3 separate regions of the Mus musculus genome follow, and regions 1 and 2 are each linked to region 3. Evidence: chromatin loops called from intact Hi-C (ENCODE). Cell type or tissue: heart. All regions are shown on one strand.

Evidence for each region. Hi-C counts contacts between places; a loop is a spot of excess contacts. Peaks named below come from ENCODE experiments on the same cell type or tissue, not always from the same donor. Only the 100,000 strongest peaks of a DNase experiment are listed, where the experiment ranks them.
Region 1: a loop joins it to region 3, with 2.4 times the contacts of the local background. A loop is called at or near these places in 2 of 42 quality-filtered maps.
Region 2: a loop joins it to region 3, with 4 times the contacts of the local background. A loop is called at or near these places in 3 of 42 quality-filtered maps.

What each region holds. Positions count from the first base shown.
Region 1 is chr8:22,564,967-22,567,466 of GRCm38, reverse strand. Slc20a2 (solute carrier family 20, member 2) reads right to left here. Exons shown (of 11, transcript NM_011394.3): 10 at 1,769-1,853. Among named protein-coding and RNA genes, the nearest start is that of Vdac3, 28 kb to the left of the region's middle. In heart, a CTCF peak has its summit at 1,180; a DNase peak (open chromatin) is centred at 1,906.
Region 2 is chr8:22,431,644-22,434,143 of GRCm38, reverse strand. No RefSeq gene overlaps it. Among named protein-coding and RNA genes, the nearest start is that of Mrps31, 22 kb to the right of the region's middle. In heart, CTCF peaks have their summits at 761 (motif pointing right) and 967 (motif pointing left); a DNase peak (open chromatin) is centred at 783.
Region 3 is chr8:22,504,888-22,507,387 of GRCm38, reverse strand. All of the region lies in intron 1 of Slc20a2 (solute carrier family 20, member 2), which reads right to left. Among named protein-coding and RNA genes, the nearest start is that of Smim19, 29 kb to the right of the region's middle. In heart, a CTCF peak has its summit at 1,206; a DNase peak (open chromatin) is centred at 987; H3K4me3 peaks cover 314 bases; H3K27ac peaks cover 1,257 bases.

The DNA.
Region 1 (2,500 bases), 60 kb before region 3:
TGGTAACAGTAACATACATATTTATTAAGGTCTTATACAAATTAGATATAAATATCTTAATAAAATATCCCTATTATGCTATAAATATCGAGCAAGTTATAATTCAAGGTGAAAAATTAAAGTTTGATTTTATTTTACTTTACTTAATAACTAATTAATTTTTTTGAGACAGGGGTCTCACTATGTAGCTCAGGCTGGCCTGGAACTTGCTGTGTAGCCCAGGTTGGCCTCACACTCAAGAGATTCTGCCCTCCCTCTGGTTCTTGAGCCCTAGTGCACCACCATGCCCGACTTGAGAGTTAAGTTTGAAAGTTAGTATATGCACCTATGTGCACATAATGGTTTTACTGTGACATTTCCACATAACACAGGGTCTTCATGTTCTCTGCTATCCTTTCACTGGCCTCCATATTCCTAATCAAGTCTCCTTCCAGAGAGGCTGGAATTGCTAGGCAGGAGTTCCTCTCCATGTGACTTATATTCCATTACTGTGGAGAAGATGGCTAATAGGTGACAACAGCTAGGGAAGCCGGGCAGGTGTGACTGTTTATGCCTACAAAATGGCGGAAAGTGGGCAGCTGAGATGGCCCGGTGGGTAAAGGTGCTCACCCACACAGCTGCCACCTAAGGCTGATGAGCTGAGTTCAACCCTGGGACCCACCCACATGGTGACCACCGCATGAATGTCGTGCGCACACACACACAGTGAATGAGTAAATGGGAAATTGAGAAGCTAGCTGCCTTTTCCTTGGCACAGAGTAAGCGTGGAGAACAGGGAGATGGCTATCCTCATAGGCCACCCTGTTTTTTGTTAAGTATTTCAGTGAACCCGTGCTTCTTTGGTAATTTGTATTCATTTTTTTGTGGCACTATTGGCTGAACTCAGGATCTCAGTTGTGCTAGGGACACACGCTATCATTATGAGCCGCCCAAGAACCTTTCATTATTTTAAAACCTCCCGACATTGGAGCAGTCCCCGTGGGTGAGCAGTGGGGGTGCCAGTCTCTGCTGGCCTTCCTCCTGTGTACGAGGGAGGGGAACAGCAGAGCACCATGCCAGCCCTGGGTGGGAATGCTTCTTAACCTCTCTCTGCCTCCATTCCCTCATCTGTGAGGCTGGGCAAGTGCTATCTCAACCGTCCTTGCAGTTTGTGAGTGGGTCAACGTCCCGTTGCACTTCCAGCGGTGCCCAGTGGGGGTCGCCTCATACATCAGAGTCAGGTTGGTTGGTATGGTGATGTCTACTGATTGATTACAATTAGGAGGACCCTGTGAACAACTGGACATAATACACCATACCAGCATCAGGAGCTACCTCCTGACCCTCATTTGGAATAGACTCTAAGGCACAAGAGTCAGCCTAAGCGTCATGTGAGGGGAGAACCAGAAGCAGCCACATCTTATAATTGCTCTGAAATAATTTTTGTTTCCTTCTGTTTCTGTCCTGCTCTGAGGTCAGTTCTGCGCAGTGGCAGGAACCGGAGGGCACATCCCATGGGAACCTGCAGTCAGGCTCAGTGCACACACGACTTCAAGGGGAACTTGCAGGTGGGCACAGTGAGGGCACAGGCGAGTGGAAGCTCTCACTGGTGCTGAGGAGGCACAGCCTCAGCACCAGGTGCCTTGCTGGGGACCGGGAAGGATTAGAGGCGGGTGCTAGGGAAACAAACAGGCCTGGCTGTCCCACACCAACCACACGGTGTAGCTGCTTCTTTTCAGACCGACCTGCCACCCCTCAGAATGGCAGTCTCTGGCTGGCAGGGGCCTACCTTGCAGTGCGTGGTGCTGACAGGAAGCCCGATGTTGGAGGCAATCACCACGGTGAAGGCAGAGGCCAGCTCAATAGTGAAGCCACTGTGTGGGGGGGACAGGAAGACAACGTCACAGGAGCTCTTTGTGTGGCCTTGCCGACACCCCGTGGCTGCAGAAGTCTTGCCAGAACATTCTGTAAGCTGGTTGTGGACGGCTGCCTGAGCCAGATGACCATTAGGAGAACAAGACTCTGTTGCTCGCAGCAGGGCAGCGGGCTGTGCAGCTGACGCCCATGACCTTGTTTTCCTAGCATGTTTTCCAACCTGAAGTGTGCAACTGGGTCAGAAATTCCTGCTGTGCAGTAAGATGATAAATTACTCATTTCTACTGGGGCAAAGGAAAGACTAGGTGCTTGTTTTAAACAACGTGTGAACGTATTACAAAAAAGCAATCTTCAGATGACCAATTTAGCAATCTTCAGATAACAAATTTTTTTCAATCTAGTCTTCTAAAATAACCTTTTGTTAGGATGGATCTTAAGGATGGGGAACTGAAAATTGGAAACCAAAGGGAACAGAAATCCCTAAAATAAGTTTAAAAAAGAAACACGGAGAAAAAAAGATTTCCTACAACAGATAGTTCTGAAGTTTAGTTGTATTCTGTCAGCTGAGATCTGCTAGCTAACCTTGAGCCACACAGCCACAGGCTGCTCCACAGGATGACTAACATGACATCTCAGATGTGCATGC
Region 2 (2,500 bases), 73 kb after region 3:
CATGTGAACGGGCATGTCCAGGCAGTGCTGGAACATGACATACATATGAACTGGCATGCCCAGGCAGTGCTGGAACATGACATACATATGAACTGGCATGCTCAGGCAGTGCTGGAACATAACATACATATGAACTGGCATGCCCAGGCAGTGCTGGAACATAACATACATATGAACTGGCATGCCCAGGCAGTGCTGAAACATGACATACATATGAACTGGCATGCCCAGGCAGTGCTGGAACATGATATACATATGAACTACCATGTCCAAGCAGCCATGTGAAAAGGTGTGCCAAGTCTGCCACATGGAGGTCCTGGAACATGGTAAGCAGGCAAAGAAGTGTGCACAAACCATAACTTGGCAGCCCCGGGACATAGTAGGTGTGTGAATCGGTAGGTATTCTCAGGCAGTCACATGCTGGTACTAGGACACAGAAATCATGCAAACTGGTGTGCCCTGGCAGCTATGTGTCATGGCTGGGACACGGCATGCATACAAGCAGGCACACCCAAGCCACTGCTTGGCAGTGCTTGAACACAGTTGCATGCACACAGGTGAAACCAGCCTGCATTGTGGTGGTGTTGGGATATGGTACATATGTGAACAGGCATGTCCAGGCTGCCATGTAGTGGCCCTGGGACACAGCAAGCATCTGATACCCCTGGGCATTTAACTGTCATGCCCAGGAGATGACATAATGGTGGTGTGACCTGGCAAGTGTGTAAGCAGGCTTGCTGAAGCCACCACATGGTGGCACTAGGGCATGGTAAGCAAATGAATAGATGTGCCCAGGCCACCATGAGGTGGTGCTTGGATAAGGCACGTCTGTTATCATAACCCCACCACCAACGCCCCTCAGTTAACCAAGCTCAGAACAGGCACCAAATGTCCTAGCCACCAAAGGTAGTGCTGGGACACGGTGGATTTGTGAACAAGCAAGCCTACTCTGCCATGTGTAGGTGGTGGAACAGCGCCACCATGTGGCAGCTCTGGGAAATAGCGTGTGTGCGAATAGACATGTCAGAATGCTGGGACACAGAGTTCCTGTAAACACGAGGCTACACTGCCTTAGCAGGGTACGGGTGCAGACAGCCATGCCCAGCCTACCACATTGCACCCCAGGGACAAAAATGGCCTTCAGACTAGTGTGTCCAGGACACCATTTAGTGGCTCTGGGATGTGGCAAGTGTGCAAACAGGTATGCTGGGGCCACCATGTTCCAGAGCTAGGGCAAGGTATGTGTGTTGAAAAGGTGTGCCCAGGTGATCAAGTGGCAGCCCAGTGGCCAAGTGGCCATCCTGGGACACAGCAGGTAGTGTGAGCCTGAAATGGAAAGGCTTCTAATTAAGACAGTTAGTTTTGCCTTTAGCAAGCAGGTTTGCTGTCTAGACAGATATTGGTGGCAGTCCCTGCTCGCAGAAGAGCAGGTGTTACACTCTGCAGAAAAGAGGCAGGGCGAGCAGGTTCACAGAGAGAAGCCGTCAGTAGAGCAGCGTTGGCTCTGATGTCCCAGGCCAGGGACACTTCCTTATCTTTTCTTTTCTTTTCTATTTTCTCCCCCCCCCCCTTTCGCTCTGCCCCGCTTGCCCATAGGTCTTTTATTTGTTTCTCATTAAGGATGGTTGTGAGCCATCATGTGGTTGCTGGGATTTGAACTCATGACCTCCAGAAGAGCAGTTAGTGCTCTTAACTGCTGAACCATCTCACCAGCCCTTCTCGCCTTTTCTTATTCCCGTGTAACCAAATATTTCTCTAGTAAGCTTGCTAATCACAATTAATATGAAAACTTATTGTTTTCCTTTTCTTATTCAACTGTGCCCTGCCTGGTTCTCCCCTTCTGGGGTAAAAAAAAAAAGAATAGCTTATTATTATTTTTTAAATTGGAAATATAGTTTTTCATGCTCTATATTCTGATGGTTTCCCACACCCAAACTCCTCCCAGATTCTCCGTTTCCTCACTGACCAACATCCACAGCCTTTCTTTCGCTCTCTCTTTCCTTCCTTCCTTCCTTCTTTCTTTCTTTCTTTCTTTCTTTCTTTCTTTCTTTCAGCGGAAAACAAATATCTATCTAACTAAATATATATAAATAAAATAAAGCAAAAAAACAGGACCTTTCCTTTGTATTGGTGACTGATCAGGGTGAACAGATGTTTGGTCGCCCCAGGAGGAGTGAGTACAACAGCCTTGGACACCCACTCTATCCTTCAGTTTTTCCATCTGAATCTTCAGTAGTTTAACAGAATAGAGGACTATGATTATGACAGATCTCTGAGAAAGGTAAACTGACCAACAGGGAGAGAAACCCTATATAGAAGACAAGGGAGATGCCAAACTTTCAGCTTTTTCCTCACCCTACTGTCCTCCATCAGCCCACGCTGCTCAGACATGGTCAAGGCTGGTCCTGGATGTGTTTACCTGAGGCTGTGAGTGTTAGCTCAAAACTGATGGAGGAGCCACGGGGAAGAAAGGAAAGCAGAAACCAGCGTCTCCAAAGAC
Region 3 (2,500 bases):
AAACAAGTTGCTTAACTTGAAATTGTTCTACTTTAAGTGTAAACGTAGTTCAAACTAAGCAAGGTGACGGGTTTAATTTAAAGTAATACTGAAAGTAACACTGAAATTCCGTTTGCTTCAGTCTAGATATAAGTTGGGACTGACCAAACTGAAAGGCAGTTAGGTGCTTTAGATACAGTGGATAACTAACTCAGTCAACCGGAACACCCTTTAAGTCACCCTCTGAAACCTTCCTTATAAAGTTTTTTTCTTTAGGAGAATAAAGGTCTATTTTCTAAGTATAAACTTTTCCTTTTAAAAGATGCTTCCATGTATAGGCTTAGCAAGGTAACACTTGCTAGCCTCTTGTGTCTGCAGTGTATCCACTTAAGAAGGGTATTAACTTTTTACATGTTTCCCCCAACAGTTACTACCCCAGAAAATAAAGTTAGAGACACACTGTAACCATTTCTACTAATCTAACATTTTAACATGCAAAAGAAGAACTAAGCTACATTTTTAAGATAAAAATAAAAGTTAAGAATCAAATACTTTCTGCAGGAAAATCTGAATACTCTGAGACACTCGCCGCCCTGCACATGTAAAGAAAACACTATACCACCATTCTGACACGGCCGGGTTGTAGATCAACACCAGTTTTCCCAAGGCAGATAAAATTACCACGATAGTCACTTTAGGAAGATTTAAGGTATGAAGAACAAAGAAAAGTCTTAAAAATTCCCAGAGTACTCACAAGTAGTTCGAAAAGAAATCTGAACCGCAGCTCTCCAGATGTCTGCTCTCCGGACCATGAACACAACCTGAAGTCTGAAATAGACAGCTATCGCACAGGCCCAGAAGTCACATTTCAGCTTACTAACTTCTACTCGGGTAAACAGTTTTACAACTCACAGAACAAACGCTGGCTAAAATTAACTACAGCCGAGCAGCAGGCAGGAACACGCTGCTTTGCATCATGTGGGCTGGGATTTATTCACTAGGACAACACTGGTGTCCTCTTTAATGGGATCCCCGCCAAGGGGCGTGCCCTGCCGAACAATGCACGGCATCAGGAGTACTCTAATTACTGAACTCAGTTGAATAGTACTAACTTACTTTAAGTCGGTTCTGCAAGTACCAACAGAGAAAGAGTAATACAGTCTTCCCCGGTCTTCTCCAGAACAGGCAAGCACTTGATGTTCAAGCACATTCATATCAGACAACTTTGGCAACCAGGTGGCAGTGGTGTGATGTGCTCTTCGCAGCACATCTGTGAGATTACCCACCAGCTTTCGGCTTTTCTTCTGTACTTCCCAAGAAGGTGCTGTGAGGACACACGTTCACTTAAAAAACAAAACCCACCACTGAGAACAAACATCTCCAACTTAGCAAATGCGCTTTACAGCGCATCTATCTCACTGTGTGGCTGGCTACAACTGGAAAGGAGATCCTCTATTGGAACAAATGAACATCCTCAAAGCGTACTGAAACCCAAGCAAACAGTTCAAGACTCCAAGAACGCAGCCAATACTTAAAAGAAAACCAGAACACAATGCATTGTTTAAAACCCACCAATGCTCTCACTAACTACAACGTAGAACAAAGGCGCAGTCTGCAGCGTCTAACCTGGATGATTCAGACTGGTTTACTTTAGGCATTTCAGTTCTGATGGCAAACTTTGCCCTGAGTGGACACTTCATCAATCAAACCTCCAGTCACACAGTCACACCCCCCACACAGGATACAAAGTAATTCAATGGCTCGAAAGCAACTGGATTACACCATCTTTCTCCAAAACCCTCTATGACATGACTCCATATTAAGAGCACACCTAAAGTCCTCATATCTATCTTCTCAGGGCTACTTGTTTTCCTGATTTAAAAACGCCACGGGGATTTATTAGACTTAGACTTCAGGGGGTTTATTAGATCTGGGTTCATGGTCTTCACACGGCAAACCTAGGTCTGGGGTCATGGTCTTCAGCATGTCCCTCCACAGCAATGGTTCTTAACCTTCCTGGCCGCTACTCAGACAGTTCACCATATCATGGTGACCTCCAACCATAAAGTTTCTTGTTTCTACTTCATAACTATAATTGTGCTACTGTTATGAATCGTCAGGGTATCTGATATATGGCCCCTCAAAGGGTTGGGACCCACAGGTTGAGAATCGTTGCTCTATAGCCTTGCATCTACTGCATGGACCACTGAAACACAACCAGACTCTGAAGAAGCACAGCCTGTCTATGCTAAGCATGCCAAACATTGCCGCTGCCGTACTCTCACTGGCAGAAACTGGTGACTGTGAATAACTGGTAACTCCTCACGCTGTTCATAAAGACTGCTGGCTGCACATCTGACACTCTGTCCCGTGTCCAACTTAGGTTCTCCAGAGAGTGCACATATGCCTCTCTGTAACAGCCACTGGTATGTGTTCTACGTCACTTCAACCAAAGTTCCTGGACGTGGGCACTGTCATCCATCCCGTGATGAAAGAGAGTAAGTTATGATAATCAGAAGGC